Regions from separate parts of the Homo sapiens genome. Here all the other regions are linked to region 3. Evidence: read pairs that join two places in POLR2A ChIA-PET (ENCODE). Cell type or tissue: CD4-positive, alpha-beta T cell. All regions are shown on one strand.

Region 1 (2,500 bases), 450 kb after region 3:
GGTCCAAAAGAATTGAAATCAGGATCACAAAGAGATATCTGCATTCTCACATTCACTGCAGCATGATTCACAATAGCCAAAATATGGAAACTACCTAATGTCCATCAAGAGATCAATGGATAAAGAAAATGTGGTACATACCTATAATGGAATATTTTTCACCCTTAAAATGGGGAAAGAAATGCTGCCATTTTCCACAGCGTAAGTGGAGCTGGAGGACATTATGCTAAACAAAATTAGCCAGACACAGAAAGAGAAATAATGCACTATCTCACTTATATGTGAAATCTAAAAGAGTCAAACTCATCAAGTCAGAGAGTAGCACGGTGGTCGCTGGGGCTAAGAAGGAGGGGCAAATCAGGTGATATTGGTCAAAGGGCAGAAAGTTTCTGTTATGCAAGATAAATAAATTCTAGAGATCAACTGTACAGCATGGTGACAATAGTTAACAACATTGTACCCACGAAATTTGCCAGGAGGAGAGATTTTAAATTAATCTAATTCCCTCACACATACATACAACACTCACAGATGGTAAATATGTAGAAGTAATACGATGTTAATTAGCTGGGCTCGGTTGTAGTGATCATTTTGCAATGTATACATGCATCAAAGCATCAAATTGTACATTTTAAATATATATAATTTTATATGTCAATGATATCTCAATAAAGCTGTTTAAAAATAAATTTAAAAGACTCCAGAAGCTTTCTTGAGAAACAAAAGATTATCCCTAAAATTCTCTGTGAGTAAAAAGAAGGAGGGATTTTTGGTTGTTCAGAAGGGGAAGTAAGAGGACAGAGGGGGAAATTTTAAAAAAAGAGACAGAGCAAGGGGAAAGGGAGAAGGGGAGGGAGGCGGTGGGACCTCCTGAGTGATGGCCGAGGCTCTGCGCTGTGCAGTGGGGATCCAGGCTGACGAACTTCCTGGACCCTAGGAGTCAGGTCAGCTGGTCCTGTATCCACAATTCTACCGCCTCTCCTCTGACCCAGGGCCCAGGCTGGGGCCAAGGCTCGCACCCTGTCCCTCTCTTCCTGCATCCACTGTTGCTGCCCTCCTCTGTCCACTCTCTGCATGTCCCACAGCAGGATCAGGACCAAGGTGTGGCTTGGGGAAGCTTTTGCCCAAACCCTAAGATGGCTTTCCATTAGCTCCCTCCGAAGTCACTCCAAATAAACTCGAGTAAAAAACAAAACAAACTAAAATAGACTGTTTTCTCTACAAACACACCACGTAGAAGAGTTCCCAGCGCATCTAACTCCCCAACCAGATTGCTGGAGCCTCTCCTCCACAACCATTCTGATCACTCAGAGAGCACTGTGAAAGGAGGATTCCAGATAGGTCCCTCTTGGGTTTTAAAACTCCCCGAGCCTTCCCTTGCATGGGAATAAAATCCAGCTCTGTAAAGAGGCAAGCAAGTTCCCAGGCAGAATAACCCAGACTCCCCCACTTCTTCCCACTGGGCTCTCTTCTGGTTCATGCTGCCCCTCATTTCAGCTGCTTACAACAACCCATCGTTCTCTAGACTTAGGGCCTTCACAGCTGCCAACTACTGCCTAGATTTTTTAAATGTTGAGGGTAAATAACACAAATAAATAAACAAGAAACTGTAAACAGATAAATTCTTATATGAGAGCTCTGCAAGGGACCCCTTTTGTTCATTTATTCATTCAATAAACATTTATTAAGGCTCTACTATGGTCAAGGTACTGGGTGGTGGAGATTTTGCCAAACCAGATGGGGTCCTGTCTACCCACCGAACAGCCACAACACTGGGAGGTCTATGAATGTCATCATCCGGGATGCCATTCTCAAACTAACGTGATAGAATACCAAATATCATCTCCTCTTCAGAGCCTAGCAGGGATCTAGCATATACGAATCGATTGTGATTTGAACCTGATTATAATTTCAGCTACCCAGCTCAGAGTGAGGGCAGACACACTCTGTCTATGCCTGGTGTTCATATGCGTACTCACGCATTTCCAATGCCCTCCAAATAAAACAGGCAACGAATCAGAGTGGCAGCAAAGACTAGCATCAAGGCACACTGGCTCCCAAAAAGCTCTTTTGAGCCTTCCTTATGTTCCCTATAATTGTAAGCATCTTCACCTGCCTCCACAGCTGAAAGAAAGAGAAGAGGGGGCCCTGAGTTGGATAAGACAGAAAAGATTTTGGACATCATGGAAGTGGGACTTCAAGACTCTTCCCTGGGAGATGCTTAGAGCATGAGAAGCAATACCATTCCAGCACCCTGCTCTTAGACAGTGAATTAAGAAAGCTGAATATAACTTCTTTTATTATCACAACTACTGGCCTCTAGCTGAAAGCTCAAAGTATTAGTGACCAAAAAAAAAAAAAAATCCAAACTATTAACAGAACCATACCTTTGTATCCAGTTGTCTAAATCGATGCCTCATTCTGCAAAGAAGTTAATGAAAAAGAAAGTGAACAAGAGAAAAACAGATTGAGAGAGGGCTATTAGGCTCCATTTTGCAGT
Region 2 (2,500 bases), 280 kb after region 3:
TTTAAACTCATTTAGGATCTAAGCTCATAAAAGTTATTGCTATGACATGAAAACACTTGGTTTTGTAAACCCAGATAATCCTAGTCTATAATGAGGCATCTCCATGGCCCGATATACCAAGATTGAGTCCACATAGTGTGTGCAAGTCTTAGAAGCAAGCGCATCAATCACATATGAGGTAACTGGATTTCAATTGTAGTATAATTCAGTTTGGGTTTGTTTAACCATTGCCTGAAATTGTAAGACTATAACATTGAGAGGGTTGGTATCCATAAGATAGAAAAGGCAAGTGTAAGGAGAACAGAACTATCCTTCAACAGACTTTTTTTTTTTTTTTTTTTTTTTTTTTTTTTTTTTTTTCAGAGAGAGTCTTGCTCTGTAGCTCAGGCTGGAGTGAAGTAATGTGGCCATAGCTCACTGCAGCCTTGAAATCCTGAGCTCAAACGATTCCCCTGCCTCAGCCTCCCAAGTACCTGGGACTACTGACGTGCACCACCTCATCTGGCTTGCTCTTTCTTTCTTTCTTCTTTCTTTCTTTCTTGTTTTTCTTTCTTTCTTTCTTTTTGAGACAGGATCTTGCTATGTTGCCCTGGCTGGTCTTGAACTTGTGGCTTCAAGTGATCCTCCCACTTCAGCCTTCCAAGTAGCTCACAAGACTATTTTAATGAAGTGGTATTGAAATATGGATGGCTTCCTTTATAGGATTTAGCAAAACTCAATATGGGAAGGTGAGTTATGTTTTTATTTTCCACTAGTTCCAGTGTGAGAATGTTGCATGATGTATATACAGGGAAGACCTTAAAAACCAAATTAAACATCCAGACCCAGATAACCAACAGCCCATGCCATATCTCCTCCAACTCCTGCAGACATATGGATGTGAAAATCAAACTTGCTATTTTTCCTGAAGAATCTGTTATGGGAGGCAGAATAATGGCACCCAAAGGATGTCCACATCCTAATTCCCAGAACCTGGAACCTGTGAATATGTTATGTTCCATGGCAAAAGGGACTTTGCATATGAGACTAAGTGAAAGATCATGAGATGGAGAGATTATCCTGCATTATTGGGAGGGGAGTGCAATATACTCACAAGGACCCTCATAGGAGGAAAGCAGGAGTCAGAGTAGGAGATGGTGACATGGCTGCGGAAGCAGAGATTAGAATTTTGTAAGGCCATGAGCCAGGGAATGTGGGCAGCCCAGAGGAGATGGAAACAGCAAAGAAATGGATTCTCCCCGAGCGCCTCCAGAAAGAACGCAGCCCTGCTGACCCACTGGAGGCTTCTGACCTCCAGAACTGTAAGAGAATAAATTCGTGTTGCTTTAAGCCACTGAGTTTGTGATAGTTTATTACAGCAGCGGTAGAAAACAAACACATTTGTCATCCTTCTTACAATAGTCAGAAAAGCTGTAGGAAACAAGTAGCTCATTCAAAAAGGGTACTTGAGGACAATTTTATGAGTCATTTTCAAGGTGTGGGCAAAGTTGAAGAAAATCAGCAAGGGACAGCGATGCGCCTTGGCATCAGCCACACTGGGGAGCCATTCAGGCTGGACAGTTCCTGGCGCCCAGAGTGCAGCAGGAGAGCCTGTGGCCGCTGTTTGCCTGCAGCCTGGCACAGAGGCAGCCACGGATAAGTGGCCTCATCTCTCCCTCCTCCTACTCTTTGATCCCCTGCTGGTGCTGCTGCTTGGCCAAACCCAGCCAGAAGCCACAGCATTAGGGGCCCAGTTGAAATAGTCCATAAAGATAAGCCCCGCAGGGCACAGAGTGTAAAGGGAAAGAACAGAGGACATATCTGGTCTTTCCCTATATTTGAGATCGTGCTGAATGGTTCCATCATCACCCAGCCGCTCGTCTGGCAGCCTGGAGTCGGCTTTGCCTCCTCCTTTTCCTCCTGGCTTCAACAGGAAGATTCAGCTCACACAGTGACATAGCTTCACACTGTTTCTCTTATCTCTCTGTGCCCCTATTCAATCACAATGCCTGCACTACCCCCTCTCAGAACTAACCACTGGCATGAATGGACAGTTATCATTCTTCTCACACAGTTCTTTATATCATGACTAGATTATCCCTAAACAATACAGAGCACTATTTTACATGCTTTAAACTTAACATAAAAATGATAAAAGAATAAAAATGATACATTACTGGAGATCTGGACATGATATTCAGTAATTTGTGGATTTTTTTTTTTTTTTTTTGAGACAGAGTCTCGCTCTGTTGCCGTCTGGAATGCAGTGGTGTGATCTCGACTCACTGCAACCTCCGCCTCCCGGGTTCAAGCGATTCTCCTGCCTCAGCCTCTCCAGTAGCTGGGATTACAGGCACATGCTGCCACACACAGCTAATTTTTTTTTTTTCAATTTTTAGTAGAGACCATGTTGGCCAGGATGTTCTCCATCTCCTGACCTCGTGATCTGCCCACCTCGCCCTCCCAAAGTGCTGGAATTGCAGGAGTGAGCCACCTCGCCTGGCCAATTTGTGGAATTTTT
Region 3 (2,500 bases):
GGGGAACATCACACCCCGGGGCCTGTCGGGGGGTGGGGGGCAAAGGGTGGGAGAGCATTAGGACAAATACCTAATGCATGTGGGGCTTAAAACCTAGATGACAGGTTGATAGGCACAGCAAACCACAATGGCACATGTATACCTATGTAACAAACCTGCACATTCTGCACAGGTATCCTAGAACCTAAAGTAAAATTTTTTTAAAAAAAAGTTCAACATTTCACTGTTTTTTTCTTTTTGTTTTGTTTTTTTTTAATAAGAGCTTTTATGGAACCAAAAAACCAAAGGAGGATGTCATTATAAATTAAGAATAGAGGGATCTCTCCTTGTGGTGCTGCACGAGAGCGGAGTATGAGTCTGCGGTTGAGGAAGTCATGGCAGGACAAGCATTTAGAAAGTTTCTTCTACTCTTTGACAGAGTATTTGTTGAAAGGATTGCCACCACAACTGTAACCAAAGGAGGCATTATGCTTCCAGAAAAATCTCAAGGAAAAGTATTGCAAGCAAAAGGAGTAGCTGTTGGATCAGGTTCTAAAGGAAAGGGTGGAGAGATTCAACCAGTTAGCATGAGAGTTGGAGATAAATTTCTTCTCCTAGAATATGGAGGCACCAGAGTAGTTCTAGATGACAAGGATTATTTCTTATTTAGAGACGGTGACATTCTGACTGGGCACTGTGGCTCACGCCTGTCATCCCAGCACTTTGGGAGGCCAAGGTGGGCGGATCACCTGAAGTCAAGAGTTTGAGCCCAGCCTGGCCAACATGGTGAAACCCCATCTTTACTAAAAATACAAAAATTAGCCGGGCGTGGTGGTGTGTGCCTATAACCCCACTACCCGGGAGGCTGAGACAGGAGAATGGCTTGAACCCAGGAGACGGAGGTTACAGTGAGCCAAGATCATGCCATTGCACTCCAGCCTGGGCGACAGAGTGAGACTCTTTCTCAAAATAATAAATACATAAAAAAGAGATGGTGCATTCTTGGGAAGTATGTAGACTGAAATAAGTTACTATTGAAATGACATCAACTTGAAGCTGCCCATTCCACTGAAGTTCTGAAATCTTTCATCATGTAAATAATTTCCAGATCTGTCTTTTTTAATAAACTAATGATAACTAATGACAAAAAGTAGAGAGCGTAGCTAAATCTATTCAGTCCATCCTCAATTCAAACTATCCCTCGTGCTTCTAGTTGTTCCTTTTGTCAATCTGTCCTGTTTTCATTACGTGTTGTTCTTCCTTACATTTTCTATTTCTTCTTTGAAATCGCTTTCATAACTTCAAACATACTTATTTTTTAATCTTTTAAGATAATTTTGTTACCTCAATATCTTGAATTGCTACAGGGGTATTATCAACCCAGGGCCAATTCATATGTTACAAGCTTAACTTAGAGTTTCCTGCCCCACGCAAGTAATTTAAATTCAGACTTTTTTTTTTTTTTCTTTTCTGAGACCTGGGTAGCAGCACGTCGATGGGTTGGTTTTGTTTCCTCTTCATTGAAGGTGGTGAGTTTCAAAGATATCAGCTTTATATAAAGCTCTCCGTTCCAACCCTACCCCAAACTTCCTCTCCTGTCTTCATGTGGATGCTAACTTAAAACTCTTATTTCTGGGTCAGATAACTCCCTGCTCTCAGCCCTGATGACTACACCTTTGACACACACTATATTGGTATGGCTTTTAATTTTCTCTTTGTTTCTAGCATTTGAGAATCTCTGTCTTTGTTAATTCAACTATGTATTTTTAAATAAACTTCATATTTTAGCTAACACTTGTAGATATTTGTAGCTGGGGAAAACTAACTTTAGTTGATTCTACTGAGTAGACAGGACTGGAAATCCATTCTCTGGGGTTTGTTAAAACCAAAGTAACTGGCTCTCCTGGATGCTAGCTCACTGTCCAAGTTGAATTTAGTGTCAATCATCCAGAAAATGTCCCGTTTTTCATGTGCGAAGTCTGCTTATAGTTAATAGACCAGCTTAGGTTCTTCATTTAGTTCAGTGAACTCTTCAAAATGTGGTTTCAATATTGAAATAAATGCATATCATTCTAATTTTACTCTTTTCTCTCTCTGCTAGGAAACTGGAGGGAGTAAATCCTACAGACAATAGACAAATGTTTGAAATACTTAGAACATGGTTTGTTTTTCTTTTTGTTTTTGTTCTGAAATGGAGTATTGCTCTGTTGCCCAGGCTGGAGTGCAGTGGTACGATCTTGGGTCGCCACAACCTCCACCTCCCAGGTTTCAGCAATTCTCCTGCCTCAGCCTCCCGAGTAGCTGGGACTACAGACACGTGCCACCATGCCTGGCTAATTTTTTGTATTTTTAGTAGAGACAGAGTTTCACTGTGTTGGCCAAGACAGTCTTGATCTTTTGACCTCATGATCTTCCCATCTTGGCCTCCCAAAGTGCTGGGATTACAGGCATGAGCCACTGTGCCCGGCCAGTTGTTTTAATTCTAGGTTCTGGATACATGGGAAGTGGAGGAAATGCTGGA

The links. ChIA-PET counts read pairs that join two places held together with the same protein. Peaks named below come from ENCODE experiments on the same cell type or tissue, not always from the same donor. Only the 100,000 strongest peaks of a DNase experiment are listed, where the experiment ranks them.
Region 1: POLR2A ChIA-PET joins it to region 3 with 6 read pairs; 3 of 35 experiments call an interaction of 5 or more read pairs at or near these places.
Region 2: POLR2A ChIA-PET joins it to region 3 with 9 read pairs; 2 of 35 experiments call an interaction of 5 or more read pairs at or near these places.

The regions. Positions count from the first base shown.
Region 1 is chr2:234,007,991-234,010,490 of GRCh38, reverse strand. TRPM8 (transient receptor potential cation channel subfamily M member 8) reads right to left here. Exons shown (of 26, transcript NM_024080.5): 24 at 2,388-2,421. Among named protein-coding and RNA genes, the nearest start is that of SPP2, 41 kb to the left of the region's middle. In CD4-positive, alpha-beta T cell, no CTCF peak of the experiment used is centred here; no DNase peak of the experiment used is centred here.
Region 2 is chr2:234,177,985-234,180,484 of GRCh38, reverse strand. No RefSeq gene overlaps it. Among named protein-coding and RNA genes, the nearest start is that of SPP2, 130 kb to the right of the region's middle. In CD4-positive, alpha-beta T cell, no CTCF peak of the experiment used is centred here; no DNase peak of the experiment used is centred here.
Region 3 is chr2:234,453,658-234,456,157 of GRCh38, reverse strand. LINC01891 (long intergenic non-protein coding RNA 1891) reads left to right here and starts at 1,563. Exons shown (of 3, transcript NR_146988.1): 1 at 1,563-1,673. It also overlaps the pseudogene HSPE1P9. In CD4-positive, alpha-beta T cell, no CTCF peak of the experiment used is centred here; a DNase peak (open chromatin) is centred at 1,517; H3K4me3 peaks cover 1,355 bases; H3K27ac peaks cover 2,074 bases.